2 separate regions of the Homo sapiens genome follow, and region 2 is linked to region 1. Evidence: chromatin contacts called from ENCODE Hi-C or POLR2A ChIA-PET data. All regions are on one chromosome and are shown on one strand. Each heading gives the region's core, a stretch centred on a gene start or an enhancer-like site at or near the end of the contact. The rest is flanking DNA. Distances are from core to core; before and after follow the strand shown.

Region 1 (2,509 bases), core at 5-2,504:
TTCACCACAATTAAAAAGAGGGAGGGGCCAGAAGCGGCGTCTTGCGCCTGTAATCCCAGCACTTTGGGAGGCCGAGGCGGGCGGATCACGACGTCAGGAGTTTGAGACAGGCCTGGCCAATATGGTGAAACCTCATCTCTACTAAAAATACAAAAATTAGCTAGGTGCAGTGGCAGGCGTCTGTAATCTCAACTACTCGGGAGGCTGAGGCAGGAGAATCACTTGAATCTGGGAGGCAGAGGCTGCAGTTAGCCGAGATGGTGCCACTGCACTCCAGCCTGGGCAACAGAGCAAGACTCTGTCTCAAAAAAAAAAAAAAAAAAAAAAAGAGGGAGGGAGGGTTTAGGATTGATTTTGAGGTTAAACATGAGGCCTAGTCCCTCATAAGATACTTCTTGGACTTGGGATAAGTGACAGATGGGGTATTGAGTCCATTCTGGAGTCAAGTCCCTCAGGAAACATTCCAGGCATATGAGCATCACCATCCTGTGAAGAGGACACTTGGAAAAAGGCCACGCTACAAATCTAGGACACACCTAGGCTGCTGGGAGAGGGGAAAAATAGAAGGAAAGAGGATGAGGAGGAGCCAGGGGCTGAGCTGGATCACAGCACAACTGTCCTGCTGTCTCGGGGCTGAGTCACAAACAGGAAACCCTGGTGGTAGAGCTGCCTGGATGGCAGGGTGAACTCATTTTAAAGCAGTGCTGGCTTCTTCAAGAGAGGCTGCTGGCGTCACGGGAAGAACTACAACTCTGGGGCTCCAGACCTGGCTTGAGTGCATATGCAGCTCTACCCCCACTACCTAACCTGGAACCCACTCCTTTCCAAAACAGGTTAGGGTGAGAAGCCAATCATCTCGTACCTTTTTTTTTCCCTCTAGACAGGGTCTTGCTCAGCCCAGGGTGGAGTAAAATGGCGTGATTATAGCTCACTGCAGCCTTGAACTCCTGGGCTCAAGTGATCTTCTCACCTTAGGCTCCCCGAGTAGGTGGGACTACAGGTGTGTATCACCATGCCCAGCTAATTTTTAATTTTTCTTATAGAGATGGTGGTGGAGGGGGAGTTCTCACTGTGTTGTCCAGGCAGGTCTCAAACTCCTGGCCTCAAGCCATCCTCCCACCTCCGCCTCCCAAAGTGCAGGGATTACAGGTGTGAGCCACTGCACCTGGTCTGATCACTCTTATAAAGCGCCAAGCACAGTGACAACAACAGTAGTTAACATGCACTGAGAGATTACTATGCACCAGCCCCTGTCTACACACCTCACATGGACCTCAGTTTCACCACAGCTCCCTGAGTCAGGCACTATGAACTGATTGCCACGCTGCAGATGAGGAAACCCTGGCACAGCGAGGTTGTGACCCAGGCAATCTCGTCTCAAAGCCTGAGCTGTTAACCACATAACCCCTCAGGTTTCTGAATCGGAACTTCTGGCAAACCTGACTGGGGGCCTGAGAACACTGCTGTCGGGCTGGGAGCGTGTGTCAGAGGCAACTGTTCTAAGGTGTGCTTTATTCTATAAAGAGTGCAGAAACACAAGAGGGTTCCTTCTGAGAAGAGCAGAATTCTGAAACCTCCTTTCTCCCCTTACAAGACGTAACAGGACAAAACAAAACAAAACACTTCTACTCAAGGAAACAAACAGCCAAAACGCAGAGCAAGGGGCTGTGTTTTGGAAATTTTTAGGGAACAATCCTCCTTTTCTCAGGCTCAGCTTACCCAGAAGTGCATGTGCCATCCCCTGAAACAGCCCACTTGTCGGCCTCTGGTCCCTGGCACTTGTCCTTTGGGATGAAAGCCAGTAGATTCCTCTTGCCCAGAGTGGGAGTGGGGAGCTTGGGAAAGCTCATAACCCTCATCTCTTGAGCCAGAAATCTAAGCTGCACATGGGGGCCCAGCACTGAGGTGAGAGGCTGTAGTGCCTCCCTGGGTCACTGGTCTCCAGTGGCCTCTGACCAGGTGCTGTTCTCAGCTCACTGGTTTTGGTCCATCTCAAAGGCAGAAGCGAATGCTTCAAGATTTCCTTGCCTGACATGTTTTCTCCTGACACTACCAAGTTACTTGAATCCCATGGGGGTCCCATGACATTTTCTCTTTCTGGCCTCTTCTCGTCACAAAAAACTCAGGGATTTGGTTCTCATCAACATAAAAAAAAAAATGCCATTATTTCTTTTCCTTATACATATTGATTAAAACAATCTTGGGAAACATTGAACAAAACAACACAGCTAAAATCAGCCGTAATTCCTCACCAGAGATCAATCCTGGGAACATTCTGATATCTTTTCCATTGGCTGCTTTTATATCCACACTTCACTGTCAAGCCCACTCAGATTCCATTGTAGAAGGTCACGCTCTGCCCCCACGAGGTCCTGCTGCCTTGTACGGATTGCTTAGCTCACACCCCCTTCTCCACGCCACGGGAGGCTGGCAAGGATTTCATAAGAGGACCCTGAGGCTCAGAAGATGCAGAGAGTGGCTGGACCACCAAGGTGGGCAGTGTGCTGAG
Region 2 (2,509 bases), core at 7-2,506, 150 kb after region 1:
TCCCGGAGAACATATCTGAAACGTCTTTTGAAAAGACTGTAGCACTTTGGGAGGCCGAGGCGGAGGGATCACCTGAGGTCAGACGTTAGAGACCAGCCTGGCCAACACGGAGAAATCCCGTCTCTACTAAAAATACAAAAATTAGCTGGACGTGGTGGCAAATGCCTGTAATCCCAGCTGAGGCAATCCCTGTGAGGCTGAGGCAGGAAAATCGCTTGAATCCGGGAGGCAGAGCTTGCAGTGAGCCGGGATCGCGCCACTGCACTCCAGCCTGGGCAACAGAGCAAGACTCCGTCTCAAAGAAAAGGAGAAAAAAAAAAAAGTAAAAGAAAAAAGAACGTTCTCTTTGCACGATCTAAGTACCTAGGACAGCTGCTACCCAGGCCCTTAGGGATTTACAGAGCCCTGTCGGATTTGTCAGAAATTTCTGTAACCCGCACGCCGCGCACGCTCCAGGGTTGGTTGCAAGTGGCCCAGAGTCTTGGATCCCTGGTCCTGTTCCACCGGGAGCAGAACCACCTCGACGCGGGGACAGCGGCCTCGCTCGCTGCCCAGCGCCCGGACACCCGAGCCGGGCCAGCCCCCAGCGCCCCGCAGAAGGGTTTGACGCACTTGCGGCGCCCTCGCGAGTGCCGGGTGACAGTCGCCAACTTTCGCGGAACACGCGCTCCAGATGTGAGGGAAGAGGAGGAAAAACGCCGCCCGCCTGGGCTGGGGTTCACAGGCACGGCCCGCCTCCCGCCGCTCCTCCAGGCCGCGCTCGGGTGCACGGACACCGCCTCCGCGGCGGCCTCGGGCCCGGGGGAGGGAAGCGCGGTCTCCCGGGCTGTTGCCCTCGCGCAGCAGACCCGAGGGGCCGGCCCGCGAAACTTCGCGAAGTGGCGAGAGGGGGCCACCCGGCCGCTCAGCGCCTTTGTCGCTCCAGCCTCGCCACCGCACCGGGCTCGAGACGCCCAGCCCAGCCCCTTGGCCCGATCCCGCCCGGGCCTCGGCCCGCGCCCCTCAGCTCGGCGGCCCTCACGGCCCGCGCCCCCGCCCCCACCCCCGGAGCTCCACAGAGGCGCCCCTCAGAGAGGCCGCGTCGCCTCACAGACCCGCCCAGGAGCTCGAGCGCGCCCCGCAGCCGACACTCACTCGTCACTCAAGTCGCCGGCTAGCCAGGCAGGTTCGGCGGCCTTCGCTACCGCGCCGCTTACTCCTCAGAAGCCGCAGCTGCGAGCTCCGTGGCAGCCGCTGCACTCCTTCCGGCCCTGCCGCGGCGTCACCTCGCGCCTGCGCACAGCGCCCCCTCCCGACTAAGGACAGGAAGAACCATAGAGGCACTCCGGGTACTGCGGAGGAGGGACCGGGGGGCTCACCATAGAGAGGGCCGCCTAGTCGCGCCTGCATCCGGGCTCTCCGCCTGCGGAGACTTGACTCCCCCACGAGGCAGGAGGGTGAAAGGAAAGGAGACCCCCATATCCGACCCCACAAGGAGCCACCATCTCCCCAGAGCTGAAAAGGGTATGGGGCAGGTGGTTGTGGATGTTTACTCGATATCTACTGATTTGCCCTAATTCGTTTGGCAAGTCATTCATTCATTCTGCAAATATATTCTGCGGATTTCCTGTGGGCCACACACTGTTCTAGGAATTGGGGAAATTAAGAGTAAAGTGGGTCCCATGGCTGGGCACAGTGGCTCACGCCTGTAATCCCAGCACTTTGGGAGGCCAAGGCGGGTGGATCACTTGAGGTCAGACGTTGGAGACCAGCCTGGCCAACATGGTGAAACCCGTCTCTACCAAAAATAAAAAAATTAGCCAGGCATGGTGGCGGATGCCTGTAATCCCAGCTACTCAGGAGGCTGAGGCGGGAAAATCACTTGAACCTGGGAGGCGGAGGTTGTAGTGAGCCAACATGGCGCCCCTGCACTCCAGCCTGGGCAACAGAGCAACCCTCCATCTCGAAAAAAAAAAAAAGTAAAATGTGTTCCTGGCCTCAGGAAGTTTAGGTTTTAGTGAGCAAGTGAATAACTGACTAAAATACTGCTCCTGCTGGGCACAGTGGCTCATGTCCATAATCCCCGCGCTTTGGAAGGCCAAGGCAGGAGGATCGCTTGAGGCCAGGAGTTCAAGACCAGCCTTAGCAAAATAGCAAGACCCCAACTCTTAAAATAATTGCTGGCCAGGCGTGGTGGTTCACGCCTGTAATCCCAGCACATTGGGAGGCCGAGGCAGGCAGATCACTTGAGGTCAGGAGTTCGAGACCAGCCTGGCCACCATGGTGAAACCCCGTCTCTACTAAAAATACAAAAATTAGCTGGGCATGGTGGTGCGTGCCTGTAATCCGAGCTACTCGGGAGGCCGAGGCACAAGAATTGCTTGAACCGAGGAGGGGGAGGTTGTAGTGCAGTGATTATGCCACTGCACTTCAGCCTGGGTAACAGAGTGAGACTGTGTCTCAAAAAAAAAAAAATTGCCAAGTACACCTTCAAGTAGAGATATCAAGTCAGTAATTAGATAAATGAGTC

What was found. A loop is a pair of places that touch in the nucleus more often than their neighbours do. ChIA-PET counts read pairs that join two places held with the same protein, here RNA polymerase II (POLR2A). Pooled maps may share reads with other maps.
Region 2: a loop to region 1 is called in a pooled map, with 2.8 times the contacts of the local background. The contact joins the promoter of RNF216 here to the enhancer-like site in region 1. A Hi-C loop is called at or near these places in 4 of 50 pooled maps. POLR2A ChIA-PET finds 5 or more read pairs at or near these places in 2 of 52 experiments (Caco-2 and activated naive CD4-positive, alpha-beta T cell).

What each region holds. Positions count from the first base shown.
Region 1 is chr7:5,629,522-5,632,030 of GRCh38, forward strand. The region is part of intron 15 of RNF216 (ring finger protein 216); the gene reads right to left. Among named protein-coding and RNA genes, the nearest start is that of FSCN1, 38 kb to the left of the region's middle. Within about 2 kb of position 1,255, at least 6 of the 41 ENCODE cell types and tissues checked have a DNase peak (open chromatin) inside an H3K27ac peak, as active enhancers do.
Region 2 is chr7:5,780,407-5,782,915 of GRCh38, forward strand. It overlaps RNF216 (ring finger protein 216), which reads right to left and starts at 1,257. Exons shown (of 17, transcript NM_207111.4): 1 at 1,135-1,257. RefSeq lists a silencer at 666-1,055.